Regions from separate parts of the Homo sapiens genome. Here region 1 is linked to region 2. The links are chromatin contacts, found by Hi-C in ENCODE. All regions are on one chromosome and are shown on one strand. The core of a region is the stretch at or near the end of the contact, and the rest is flanking DNA. Distances in the headings are between cores, read along the strand shown.

What was found. Hi-C counts contacts between places; a loop is a spot of excess contacts on that map. Pooled maps may share reads with other maps.
Region 1: a pooled map shows a loop between it and region 2 (2.1-fold over the local background). The contact joins the promoter of APBB1IP here to the promoter of GAD2 in region 2. A Hi-C loop is called at or near these places in 1 of 50 pooled maps.

What each region holds. Positions count from the first base shown.
Region 1 is chr10:26,434,182-26,441,504 of GRCh38, forward strand. It overlaps APBB1IP (amyloid beta precursor protein binding family B member 1 interacting protein), which reads left to right and starts at 4,160. Exons shown (of 15, transcript NM_019043.4): 1 at 4,160-4,274; 2 at 4,471-4,672. RefSeq lists enhancers at 3,477-4,006, 3,724-3,853, 4,414-4,493.
Region 2 is chr10:26,210,926-26,218,130 of GRCh38, forward strand. GAD2 (glutamate decarboxylase 2) reads left to right here and starts at 5,849. Exons shown (of 16, transcript NM_001134366.2): 1 at 5,849-5,960; 2 at 6,685-6,744; 3 at 6,917-7,066. The coding sequence starts at 5,885. It overlaps MYO3A (myosin IIIA), which reads left to right. Exons shown (of 35, transcript NM_017433.5): 35 at 918-1,607. The coding sequence ends at 1,038. RefSeq lists enhancers at 2,863-3,430, 3,431-3,996, 3,997-4,563, 7,173-7,205.

The sequences.
Region 1 (7,323 bases), core at 2,910-5,409, 220 kb after region 2:
GAGCTATGATCTCACCACTGCACTCTAGTCCAGGAACAGAGTGAGACTCTGAAAATAAATAAAAAATAAATACATAGAAAATATATTTTCTTTTATGATTTTGTTAATAACAGTTTCTCTAGCTTACTTTATTGTAAAAATACAGTATTTAATACATATAACATAATATGTGTTAATCGACTGTGTTATCAGTAAGTCTTCTGGGCAACAGTAGACAATTAGTAGTCAAGTTTTGTGGGAGTCAAAAGTTATACATGGATTTTCAACTGTGCAGCATTTTGGTACCCCTAAAACCTGGCATTGTTCTGTTACAGTAGGTAGCTAGTCAGGCATGAGCAGGGCAGGAGAGGGCTCCCCTCACCCCCTACCAGGAATGTCAGGCGACTATCAGGTGGTGGTCAGGGGACTGTTAACCGTGTCTCTAAAATAATAATTGATCACAGCCAGCACCAGGGAAAGGCAGTCTCCCAATAGATAGAAACACCTGAAACTGGTGATCAACAGCTTCCAGATAAGATCTCAGGAGTTGGGCGAGTGGGCTCAAGCATGTGCACTAAGAGGTAAAATGGTGGAGTTTAACTGGCAAATGACCTTCCAGGGACATTTGGTAAGGGAAGAATGCCTAAAGTGAACACGCGTACAACTTCAGTAAACACACTGCGCATGCTCACCTCCCAAGTGCTGGCACGCCACTGCTCATGTGGACAGCCCACTCCATGGGAAGAATCAGGAGGAGGAAGACAAGACCCCGAAGTATGTCAATGCGTAAAGCCCCAAGTCAAAAGTCAAACAGCGCACTTCTCTCAAGTCACCCGCTTGGCCCTCTTCCAAGTATAATTTACTTTCTTTTGTTACTGCCCTACAGTTTTCTAATAAACTTTCGCTCCTGCTCTAAAGCTTGCCTTAGTCTCTTCTTCTGCCTTATGCCCCTCAGTTGAATTCTTTCTTCTGAGGAGGCAAGAATTTAGGTCGCTACAGACCCATATGGTTTTGCCAAAGCTAACATATTTTGGTGCCGTGTCTCAGATATATTCTGCTGCTGGCAGTTCAAAGGCCAATTGTATTTTCTTTCCCAACTTAGCTCAGAAGTCTTCCTGCATCTATTCTTTTCTTCATCTGATCCGTTCCCCAAATTATGCCAGAGTGATTTTCCTAAAGCATAAATCCCATCATTTGCCAGCTTAAAATATTATTTAATATATTCTCATTGCTCTTAGGATGAGAAAATAATTCTTGACATAGTCCACATGACCCTACATGGTTTGCCCCTACTGACCTTACCTCTAACCAGACCTTCCATAACTCCAATCATACTGGTTTCCATTCAGTTTCTAATCCCTCTGCCACTCCCTTACTCCCATCCCATTTCCCAGCCCACCCATCAGCAAATGCTATTGGTTCTACTTTGCTAGGTGGTTGTTTGTTTGTTTGTTTAAATAGTCTTGCTCTGTTGCCCAGGCTGGAGTACAGTGGCATCATCATAGCTCACTGCAGATTTGAACTCCTGGGCTCAAGCAATCCTCCTGCCTCAGTCTCCCAAGCAACTGGAACCATAGGCATAAGCCACCATACCCAGCTAATTTTTTCCCCCATTTTTGTAGAGATAGGGTCTTGCTATGTTGTCCAGGCTAGTTTTGAACTCATGGCCTCAAGTGATCCTACCACCTTGGCCTCCTAAAGCACTGATATTACAGGCATGAGCAACTGTGCCAAGCTTTGGTTTTATTTTGAAAACTGTATCTTGATTCCAAACTCTTCTCACCATATCTACTGTTAGAATACTAATAAAGCTACTATCATTTTTCATCTGGACTCTGACCATAGTCTACTGAGGAATCTCTCTTCTCTTGCTTCAATCAATTGATTTTCTGAACAATCACCAACTGGCAGGATGGCTTATCGCTTAAGTCAAATCATGCACTCAGTTGCTAAATACATTCCAATAGTCCCCCATTGCAATTAGAATAAAACCTAAAGTCCTCAATGCTGGCTACAAGGTCCTGCTTGTTCTGGTTCCTGCTTACCTCTCTGTCCCCATCCACTATTGCTGCCCTACTCTTTCAGAACATTCCAGGCACACTGGCCTGCCTTCTTTTGAACTTTCTATGTTCCTATCTCAGCCCCTCTTCTTGTTCTTCCTTCTCTTGGAATCCTTTCCCAAGTTTCTGAATGGCTGCCCCTTCTCATTACTTTGTAAAGAGGTGATCCTTGACCACTTTCCCTGCCCCAAGAAAGTCACTCTCATTGTTTGATTTTATATTTTATGTAGCACTTACAACTCTGCTCAGAACCTTCCACTGGCTTTCCATCTCACTCACATCAAATTCTCTTCCACAGCTCCCAAATAGCACACAATCTGGGCACCATTTCCTTTTGATCCCATCTCATGTCTGTCCCTCCCATCTCACTCTGCTCAGCCGTACTAATTTCCTTGGTGTTTTTCCAATATCTTAAGTGCTCTCCTAACTCAGGGTCTTTGAATGTGCTGTTCCTTTTGCCTGGAATATTCCCATCTAAAAACCCAGTGTGGATTAATCTCTCATGCCATTTAGATCTAGCTCAAGTGTCACTTATCAGACAGAAATACCAGTTTCAGGTGTTTCTGTCTATTGGGAGACTGCCTTTCCCTGGTGCTATATTAAAAAAAATTAGGATAAATAAATAATAAATAAATAAATGAAAAATACATTTTCTCTTCCTTATGATTTTATTAATAACAGTTTCTTTTCTCTGGCTTACTTTATTATAAAAATACAGTATTTAATATATATAAAATAATATGAGTTAATCGACTATGTTATCAGTAAGGCTGATAACAACTGCTTGATCATCACCTGATGGTCACCTGACATTCCTGGTAGGGGGTGGGAGGAGCCCTCTCCTGCCCTGCTCATGCCTGACTAGCTACCTACTGTAACAGAACAATGCCAGATTTCAGGAGTACCAAACTGCTGCACAATTGAAAATCCATGTATGTCTTTTGACTCCCCCAAAACTTAACCACGAATAGCCTACTGTTGACCAGAAGCCTTACTGATAATATTAAACAGTCAATTAACACATATTATGTTATATGTATTTAGATAAATACTGTATTTTTACAATAAAGAAAGCTAGAGAAAAGAAACTGTTATTAAGAAAATCATGAGGAGAAAATATATTTTCTATTTATTTATCGTTTATTTACCCTAATTAATACAGCAACCCCATCCCCATGCCCATCACTCTCTATCCCTCACCTTTTAACTTCCTTCAAAACTAGTTACATTCCTTGACATGTTAAATATTAATTTGTTTATTGTCTGCTTTCTACCAACTAGAATGCACCATGCATGAGAGCAGAAATTGTTTCCTCTAACTATTTTCATTGTTCTTAGAAGTGTTGGTGCTTACGAATAGTTTCTCATTAAATAAATGACAGAACTATTTGAAATTGCCTAATTAACACATGCACCTAATTTCTGTCTTTATGTCTTCACCACCTTCCCTGACATATAAGCCTTTGAAGACACAGCTGTAGAGGAGAAGGGGAGGGTTATTCAACCGCATTTACAAATCATAACTGATTTTAACTTCTGTATTTTCAGACCTCCCCAGCGACTTTCTCTCAGGAAACTCCACTCCCAACTGACAGGTGCTATTTCCAGCCAGTCCTATGCTGTTGCAAATAGTGAGTCCATGAATGCCCTCTGCCGTGTGCATTACTTATTTTCATCAGCAGATCTTCGTAACACACTCCTGGAAGTGGGATGACGGGGTCAAAAGGCGAATCCATACATAAGTTAAATAGATATTGCTCAATTCTCTTCCACGGGGTTCAGACCATTTTGGATTTCTACGAGCAATGAAGACAGTGCTATTCCTCTACACCCTGGCCGGCCAACTGAGCGTGGTTAAACGTGGGGAGGGAGGAGGGTGAGGTTACCAACCTGATGGTTGAGAAAGGGCCTCCGCCCAGCGCGCCCTTCCTCCACCCCCACCCGAGAGACAGCTGAACTCCGGCCGGGACGCGCGTGTTGCCAGTCCAGCCCTGCACCGCGTCCCCTGAGGGCGGGCTGCAGGCGGCCGGGAAGCCTTGCACAACCGGCCCAAAAGAGGAAGCCCAGAAAGTGCTGAAGTAAACACTTTGGGAGACCGTTGCAACATAAAGCGGCCTCTCAGTCTTTGGTGGAACCATCACTAGGCCCCAATCCCTTAGTCCCTCTTGCGTCGAGGCTGCAAAATGGTTCCATTCGCCAGGAGACGCTCCTGAGAGAAGGGCGCGCGCGGCACAGGTAGGGGGAGGCGCAACGTTTCCCAGAATTAAAATAAAATAAAATAAAATAAAATAAAAATCCCTTCAAGGTGGTTGTGTAGTAGGGGTGGGATGGGGGAGAGAAAATCAGGCGCAGACTCGATGAGTTGGAGAAAGCAGCCCCTAACTCGGAGTCCTTTACGCATATGTTTGTCTGTCCCACTGTCTCTAACCAGGGGCCTTCCTTGCACCTCGGAGCAAAGCAGCTCGGATAGCGCCACACGTCTGCGCGCTGCGTGGGAAGGGCAGGGCTGACAGCACTTCCTCCCCGGGGCAGCGACCTGGAGCCCGGGTGCGGCAGTCTGCACCGCGCGTCGCTTTCCCGGCCGGAGTCTCGCCGCCTTCCCGCGCCCCGCAGCGCCCCGCAGAGCAGTCGAGGTAAGTGGCGCTCCCAGTCCCGGGAGCCCTGGGAGCGCCAGCACGGGCCCCTCGGGGCTGTCAGGAACCCGTTTGTCAAGCCCGTCGGGTCCGACGCCGGGGGCAGCTCCAGGATCTGGCCTCGTGAACGCGTGCCCCCAGGCGTGGCCCTCGAGCGCAGCGGGTCCCCAGGGTCCCCTCCGCTGATCTCCACTCTGGACCCGGCTCGCGAGGGTGGGGGTGTGAGGGTTTGGGGTTCGGGTTTGCTTTTTCCCGAGCTATTGCAACAGATTTGACAGATTTCCTGCCCAGGAAATTGCTGCAAGGTCAAACGGGGAACTGCTATGAACCCTTGCACGTCCAGCAGGTCAGCAGGTCAGCAGGTCAGCAGGTCCGGGAGCCCCAGTCTCCCGGAACCTGGAGGGATTCTTGAGGGGCCAAGATTAGATGTGGATTAAATGCCAGCCGTGTGAGAATTTGAGTGTGGCTCGCAGTCTGATGCATCTTAGAGTGTTTCCTTCCTCTAAAACTTTTGGACAACTCTTTCCTCTTTTTAAAAATAACTTTTTCCCCCGAATATTCTCATTTTCATTTTAAAATACCATAAAGATAGATTTGGACACCAGGCACAAGTTTCATAATTTGGCTTGAAATGAATATCCAGAGGGCCTTTTACAGAATGGAGGAAACTAACTAGGGTGTCCTAATGTCTCCAAGAACCTCTGCGCAGGTGTTCCACCAAAGACCTAGCCCGGTGTACCTCTTACTTTCCTGCTAAGGTATTTCTTAGTTCATACCCCTGTGGAACGTGAAATGTGTTTCCTAGACACTCAGGGCATAGCGGTTCAAAAGAACTTTTAATGTGATCCTTGACGAGACGGAGTACTAGAGGAAAGTAACAAAAGAAAAGGGCCCGTGAGTTTATTATGCCCCCAGATGTTTTTTTCTGGTGGCATAACGTGGTTTAAACAAAGGTGCCGGTACTAGCTACTATTCATTTTAAAATCTGGGTCTCCAGAGAGAAATTTCAGAAAGGAAAACTTTGTCCTTTTTCATAAACCTAGAGCAGCGATTTTCCCTCTGGCCTCACTGGAATAATGGGTGGCACATGGGCCAGGACGATGATGCTGGCTGGCGAAATTAGCAAGGATCTGCTGAGAAATACTTTATAAAGTCTTCTAGTGGTATTTCCTGTCTGCTCAACGTGTGTTGTGAAAGGTCTAAGAAATTTAACTTCATCCTTAAACTATTAATAATGTGTGTCCTTAAACTATTAATCCTTAAACTATTAATAATTACTAATATTTGGGTTTTTTCTCAGCACTTGGGAGACCTGGGTTCTGGCTCTTATATCTCCCCCATCTAGATAAGGATGATATTGATTAACTTGCATAACTTCTCCCTGGACTTCAGATAACGTCAGTAAAGTGAGATGATTGGGCTACATTATGTCTGTTCTTAAAATAGCAATTGAGGAGTTGCTATAATTCTTTGAATTGGTCCCAACTGGAATACTGGCAACATTATATCAACATTAGAATTGCTGATCACAAATTTTTTAAAAATGGAGAAAATAATCATAACCATAACAGATTACATTCTGAAATATCAATATCTTTGAGGTCTTTTGTTTCTGAGAAGTTCCTGTAAAAGCGCAGTCAATATCTGGCCTATATGTAAAAAGGCAAATTTCCATCTTATTTGAAAACTGAGATAAGAAACAGCCCAAACTTGAACAGGTCAATATTATATTTTGAAATCTTTAAATTGCTATTTCTCAAGAAATATAACTTTGTAATATGAATTACTTTATGGCATTACTTTAAATCTTAAACACAATACTAGGTTTTATAGTATTTATTACATTTTTTGTATTTTTATATCCTAAGAATGTTCACCAGTTATCCACTATTGATTTGCCTTTTTTCACTCATCAATCAAAGTTTTAAATAGTTCCATATTATTATTAGAATGAGCTACTTATAAAGTTCATTGCCATAAATGTCTGTTTGATATGTCACTTTGAATTTTCTTTAAGCCATCTTACTTCCAAAGAGCATTATTATTTTCATTTTCTTCTAATTCTCTTCAATTTTATTTTAATTATTTTTATGCCTAAAACATTTTAGTGAGTCCACAAATCTTATAATAAATTGTCTGCGTTCCATAGCCTATTGGACCACAATCTTTACAATTTTATAGGACCCCATGAGTTTATATTATGGAGACTACGGTGATCTTAGGAATGCTTGCCTCAAAACAGAACAATTTTTATTAACACAACAGGTATCTTCTCAGTATGAAAATGAATGTGTGTGTTTTATGTCACTGCTGTCATCTAAGAGGCAAGTCACTTAAAGCTTAAGCATTTATTATAAATTCATGTACATAATAAATGCCAGATTTTAAAGTGTAAGATTTCTACACTGGTTGCATGGGGATTTTAAAATACATATTACACTTTTAATTATCGTGAGAAACATGACTTTTAGAGAAAACTGCTAGATATCTGGAACAGTAATCATTAGATTTCTCTTGAAAAGAGAGAACTAGCCGCATGAAGGAATGCCATTACACCTATACCCAGTTAAAGAGACTAGATTGTACCTGCAGCTTGGAAGGGCAGACCCTGAGGACAGCTTTTGGGGGACTAGAGGATGTGACCTGCCACC
Region 2 (7,205 bases), core at 4,599-7,098:
CACCTTGTCAGAGAGGCCTTTCCAACCACCCTGTATCAAATTGCCTGTACACACATGCACACACACACACACACACCACTCTTTCCCCATTACCCAGCTTTACTTTTCTGTGTAGCCTCTCACCCCCTGGTGTTTTCAAGTTGTCTGTGGGTCTCCTGCACTAGACTATAAACTCCATGACAGCAAGGACTTCTGCTCACCTGTCACCTACACTGGTGGCTGGTACTTAGCAGGTGCTCAGTGAATGAATGAATGAATCAATGGGGAGTGAATGAATCTATGTAGCTGCATTTTTAGGGAATACCCCACTTTCCAGACAAGCTGCAGAATCTGAAGGTAAACATTGGCAGGGGTTCTCAGCAATGGATTCAGAAACTTAGCCCAGCAGCCTCATTGAAAACATTGAAACACTGAAAAAGCCAACAAGGCCCATAGCTCTTGGTGTCACTAACAGAGCAGTTGGTCAGATTTTGAGTGAGCATTTTTTAAAGAAACATCTGAGCAGTTTTAAAATGCAAAATATTGAGTGTCTATTTGGGCACTTTGAGTTTTTTGTTTGACCAAAGTGTGTTAAAATTAAGGTATTAAAATAAATATTTGTTTATTGGTTGTGAATTATTGCAATCCAAACTCACCTTTCCAAACTGCACCTTCTGAAGCTTTAGTTAGCACGTATCTAAACACCATTACCAGGCTCCACCAGCCCCTCTGCTCCTCAGCTTAGAGGAGTTTTTAAAACCTGTTGAGAATTATCGCAGATACGTTTGGCCATTATCCAGTCGTTTCGATTGTGCCTTTCCTAAATGTCCGCGGTTGGCAGAACGTGGGAGGAAGAGGACCCGCCTAACTCGGGGTAGGTGGGGACGCGCTGCTCACTGTGGTGAGGTTGACACTTGGGCCCTGGGTTTCACTTGCAGGTGCTGGGCGGCGGAGAGCCCCGAGAAGGAGGAGGAGAGAGAGCCAGCAGCCAACCCCTACGACTTCAGGAGGCTCCTGCGCAAAACCTCCCAGCGCCGGCGCCTCGTCCAGCAGTCCTAACCGTTCAACGAGGCAGTCACCGCCGTCGGAAGGCGCTGGAGCCTGCGGGGCAGCAGGGGCCAAGCAGGCACTCTGGGGCTGGCACCAGCAGGCACTGAAGCTGCGGCCCTGATCTCCGCAGAGGCTGCCTGCTGCGCTCGGCCCTCAAGTGCCCGGGCCGGCCTTCGTGCTCCGAAACAAGAGACCTGGGAGCCCTCGGGAAACCTCCCCCGACGCTCTCTCTCGGAACTCCCGCACCCTCCTTTCTCACCAGCCCGCCAGTTGTGGCAACCCTGTCCTTGTTCCCCTAATCTATCACTTTGTTCTTTTTTTTTGTGACTCCTGTGGACTCCACTGCGCCTGGGATCTCGCCAACCCCTCTCTCATTTGGGGTGACTGAATTCACAGATTTTTTTTTTTATTGGAAACGGCTTTTCTTGGCCAACAGAACACTTGCTAGCGGTTGAATCTTAGAGAAAAAAGCCCGGGAGGGGTGGGGAGAATTTCGAAGATGTATTTCATCTCAAGCTTGCTCTTTCTCTTCCTTTGGTTATTAAGGTCACTAAATAAAGGAAGTGCCTTGGAAAACCCGTGGTTTGCGTGACTGATCCCTCATTTTCCCCTCTAGGGCTTCTGAGGGGCTTCTGCTATAAGGCTGTGCTGGTGACGGGCCCAAGGAGGGGCGTTGAGGTGCCTTCATCAGCGAACTCCCAGCACCACCCAGCCACTTCAGACAAACACAATCTAAGCTAAAACCCCTTGCCACACAAACGCAGAGGCCTCCAATGTCTAAATCCCCAACACACCACACGTGCTCGCCTGCACGATGCCTTCCCAATCTGCGTGACTGTCTTTGGCCCCATCTATAAAGATGCTAGTGCCCCCACTGGGTGGAACTGTCAGATTTCAGGTTCTCCCGGTCTGCAGATTTGGGGCCATCTTTGCTACTCCGACTTTGTGTGTATTTAAAATGGGGGAGGCTAGTGGGTGGACAGAAGTTTGCATTCCTGGGTTGACTGCACCTTATTCTAAAACCCGGTTTAAGCTGTTTTATGAAACTGACATTCCCATCTAAGCAACCTGGAGAGGGTGAGGACAGGTGATGAGGTCGTTGCATGGAATTGGAAGAAGGGTTCTGATCACGATGGGGCTCACCCCTTGTGTGGGTGCCCTTGGCTCCTGCACCCACAAGCCGGAGTCAAAAGACTCTGGGGAAATATTCGAGGAGTGAGTGAGGGCATGTGCAGAGGGCTCAGAGCGTTTGTTGCGCCGCTGGTCCACAGGGCATAGTAATCTCGCCAACTCAAAGAGTTGGCACCAAAAGGTCCCCAGAGCCAACTCGTGTAATCTCTTCATTTTACAGATGCAATGTGGCCAAGGGAAAACCTGCAGCTATGGCATGGCAGAGTCCAAGTGCCCTCCAGGCCTTCTTTTTCCCTGGGTTAGCGGCACAGTCTTGCTGGGGTTGCGACTGAAAGTAAGGAGTAACCCTCAGCTGTGCGAATGCACTGAGGAGCTGAGTATGGCCCAGTACCCAGGAAACCAGCACAGCAGGTCACCAGAGAGAGGGGCTTGGGAGGGGCAGGGGTGTCTAAAGCCCAAAGTGGCCTGGCCCCCTTCCACCTCTAGCTGCCTGTCCACTTGCCTCCAGAAGGCCTGGGTTTGTGGGGAGGGCGGAGCAGGGGCCAGGGGTAAGGAGCAGTAAGCTAAGCTCAGCTTTTCTGCCTGGCCACCCTTCAATCTAGGCGTCCTTCTTGGGTGGCCCCTGAAGACAAGAGCCCTGGCACTCAGCCCCTTCTGTTATTTCTGTTGGTGTAGGGAGAATTTATGGAGGGAGGCAACAGACTCCCTCCCTAAATTTTTCCTGCACCAATGTTTTAAGTGAGAATAGAAAAGAGAATGGCAAAGGCTTGGTGAATGCTTGGTTGCAATATTTTTGTGTTCTTCCGTGGTTGTTTCCTCTTTTTCTTTCCATCTTCCCTTCTTTCTCTGTCCTTTGACATTTAAGCACGGGAAGGACACAGGAAAATGTGTGCCAGACACTCTTCTTTGGGTCAGCCTGAGACCCATATGTTGGTAAACCAGACACCTAAGGAAACTGTCCCTACAAGTCGGAGGATTGGGTCTCTCGCCCCTCATCTGAGGAAGGGCCTTCCAAAGCGGCCGCCTTCCCTTCCCATTCACTGGCTGCCTCCTTTGTGAACTAATGACTGTAATTATTACCTCCCAGAGCTCTTTTGTTATCTCCAACCCCAAGCCCCGGAGAGGGGGAATGGGCTCTTTAGTGAAATGAAAGTCATTACAAAGCAAATTACCGTCTAGGGAGGGACAGCCTTCAGGAAAGACAAATCAGATCTCCATCTGCATCTGAAGTAGGGTGTGTTTAAATAAAAAATGTAAATATCACCATTAGATCCAAAGTACTCCAGAGCTGTGGGATTTAATGGAGTTTAAACGGTAGCACTTGAAGCCATTGCTTTACCAAAAAGAAAAAAAAATCAGTTAAATTCAGGTGTTTTAATCCGTTTCTTCTTTGGGGGTTTTGTGTGATTTAAACGCTTGCTTTTAAGAACCTTTATGTTTTCAACCACTCATCCATAGTAGAAAAGTTCTGCAACCCTAGACTGCTGGCTTGAAGGAAAACCTTTGCAGGATTTGATATGGATTTCAACAAAGAACCAGCCTCTGCGAGGCTGGAGAGAGCTGCGGAGCTGCCATGCCTGAAGTGCAGATGGCTGAACCACAAGTCTTTAGGTTTCCGGAGTTGTTATTGTGGTGACCTAGAGTGTCAGAGCCAGGAGAGCAAGAAAGAGGAGCCAAACTGAGCCCTGAGTTTTCGACCACCCGGGCTCCCACAGCCTGGAACAGACTTCACCTAGCACGCTCAGTGCCAGCCTTCGGCAGGACGCTATCAACGCCCGACTGGTTTCCTGCTCTCATCCTGGCGCCTGGGCCCAGTTGCCATAGTGTGGATCCCATGACTCCTCAGGGAACCCCTGGACTCAGGCACGCGAGAAGAAGACAGCGCTTTGTGGAGAGAATTGACCAGGGACAGTTATGCTCGAGCACACAGGACTTGGGCCTGTATGCGTCCAGCATGGGCCCCAGGATGTCCCTTCTAAGCGAGGGTCGAGGGGTGCTCGCCCAGACGGGATCCCCGGGTCTCTGCTTTGTTAGCAGCTTTGGTGGCTGGTTCAGGAGGTCAGAGAAATAAAACGACTTGTGAACACAATGGAAATGACAGGCGCTCTGGCCAGGCGCGGGGAAGGCAGCCGCCTCGGGAAGCCGACCTCAGCCCTTTCCTCTCTCTCCCTCCCTCCGTCTCCCCCAGAGCCCCGGAGCTCCGAGGTGCACTTGAAGTTCATCTCCACTGCCAGGAGAACGCAGCGCAAACTGTCAAAGGGCTCCCAATCCTTAGGGCGTCCTCCCTGTCTGCAATAGCTTTTTGTAGAAAGGAAATCATCAGAACGATTCTGACTTTCTCCTCCTTTCTTTATTAGAAAAAGAGAAACCGCCTCCTAATACGCCTCAGAGAGAACCAATCTCGCGCTTCCGGGTCACCCGCTACCGCGAAGATTCTCTGGGGGCGAGGGGGGGCATTGGTTTGAAGCCCCTTAAAACGAGGGCCCTGCAGGCGATGCCTTCTTTCCTACTCGGATTTGTAAAGCCGAGATTGCTTAGTTGGAAACCCTGTTCTCCCCTCCCAGGCGCACACAGATCCCCCTTACACGCAAGCAGCGGGCGCTTCCACGCCTCCGCGGGCCAAGGTCACCAAATGCCCTGATTCCATCCCCCACCCGCCATCAATCCTGCCGACTCTGGCCGCTCTGCCTCATTCTCTTCCAAGAAGTTTCCATTCGTTTTATTTTTTTTTCCCCAGCCCGAGGTCCTCAGTAGACTCCAGCGTGGATTTTAATTGCCTCAATCAGCAGTCATTCTCCCCAGCCGTCACTCAGAGCCTGGACGGTGGGTCCCGCGATCTAGCCCTTGGCTACGCAGGAACGGTGCGCCCCCGGGTACGGCGCGGTTCAGCAGGCAGGCGTCAGGTTCTACCAAGGCGCTGAAATGAGCCCATCAGCGGGTAGGAGCCCTTCCCCCGCCGTCCCCTCCCCAGGCTCGTGAACGGCGCCTGATGCCCGCCCGGGGCGCGAGCTCTCGAGGTCGCAGTGACCTCAGCACCTGCTTGGAGGAAAACGGCGCGGGAACCCCGCTTCCTTCCCCTCAGCTGGAGCCAGACCTCAAACAAAACCCCAATCGATGCACACAGAAAACTCCTCTGGGCCACGCTTCCCGCCTCGCCGAGGTCTCCCCAGTCTGCCCCTCGCTGACGCTGGCGCGCAGCGGCTGTGGCAGCACCCGGGACAGCGGCCGCCCGCACTTCCCGCCTCTGGCTCGCCCGAGGACGCGCTGGCACGCCTCCCACCCCCTCACTCTGACTCCAGCTGGCGTGCATGGTCTGCCTCGCATCCTCACGACTCAGCTCCCTCCCTCTCTCGTGTTTTTTTCCTCCGCCGCCCCCTCATTCATCCCCACTGGGCTCCCTTTCCCTCAAATGCTCTGGGGCTCTCCGCGCTTTCCTGAGTCCGGGCTCCGAGGACCCTTAGGTAGTCCCGGTCTCTTTTAAAGCTCCCCGGCTTCCAAAGGGTTGCCACGTCCCTAAACCCTGTCTCCAGCTCGCATACACACACGCACAGACACGCACGTTTTCTGTTCCTGCGTGACACCCGCCCTCGCCGCTCGGCCCCGCCGGTCCCCGCGCGGTGCCCTCCTCCCGCCACACGGGCACGCACGCGCGCGCAGGGCCAAGCCCGAGGCAGCTCGCCCGCAGCTCGCACTCGCAGGCGACCTGCTCCAGTCTCCAAAGCCGATGGCATCTCCGGGCTCTGGCTTTTGGTCTTTCGGGTCGGAAGATGGCTCTGGGGATTCCGAGAATCCCGGCACAGGTAGGAAGGAGAACGGGGGCCTGCGGCGGGCGAGTTTTGCGGTGGTCTGGGGTTTGCGGAACTACGGAGAAGACGAAGGAGGTTTTTCCACCTGCAACAGGAAACTTCTTCGGGCGCTTCTCCCTGCTTTTGGGCTAAGTCCTTGACGGCCCAAGAGCTCAAGACCTCTACAGCCTCTTGTACCCTGGGAAGACGCCCAAATAGTCTCAGGCCCGTTCCACAGAAGGTTGGAAGAGCCCCCCAAAGACCGCGGTGTCTCGGGGACATGGAATTCCGTGGTCCTGGGGCGCTGCTAAGATCCGGGTGTCTGGACCCTGGGGTGGGACGGAGTGACCGTGAAGATAGAAAAAAAAAATGGGAAAGGTGAGAGATTTCTTTATCTAGAAAGACAGTCTGCGAAAAAATGGATAGCTTCAGTGTTTAGGAAAACTCGTCCAAGGTAGGCAGGGAGAGGAATTTGCCTGAGCCGATTGGCACCTGGAAGGGCAGCGGTGTGGGCTTCTCCTCGGGAAACAGATAAAGGAAATGAGGGCTGGCCCGGGCCGCCAGCCTCCCGCTTGCCTTCTGCACCTGCCGGCCTCACCGAGTCCTGAGCGGCCCCCAGGAGGAAGGCGGCCCCTCCTAGGACCCCGGACTGATTGATTTTCACATAGAACGAAATTTCACACGTCCGTCTGTTGTTCTCTTTCTGCCTCGCTGTCTGCCTGCCTATTCTTCCTTGCAGCGCGAGCCTGGTGCCAAGTGGCTCAGAAGTTCACGGGCGGCATCGGAAACAAACTGTGCGGTGAGTGCCCAGGGACCGGGGCGGCCAAGGTCGGCCCGCGGGGTCCAAGCAGTCTTCTCACCTCCGCATCCCAGTCAGCGGAGTCGGGGTTTCCTGGCTGCGGGTAGGCGGGAGCGAGGGAGCCGGGCCCGGCGGAGGATTGACGAGGCCCGCGTTCGGTGTCCTTACCCAGCCCTGCTCTACGGAGACGCCGAGAAGCCGGCGGAGAGCGGCGGGAGCCAACCCCCGCGGGCCGCCGCCCGGAAGGCCGCCTGCGCCTGCGACCAGAAGCCCTGCAGCTGCTCCAAAGTGGATGTCAACTACGCGTTTCTCCATGCAACAGGTAAAGACTCAGCGGGGAGCCCCGGGGCGCCCCTGCCCCTCTCTCTGCCCCGCCCACCGCGGCCGGTGCGGGTCCGGCGCTGAGAGCCGGACAGGGGCGTCGAGGTGGCAGCGGAGGCGGGACCTGCCAGAATCTTCAG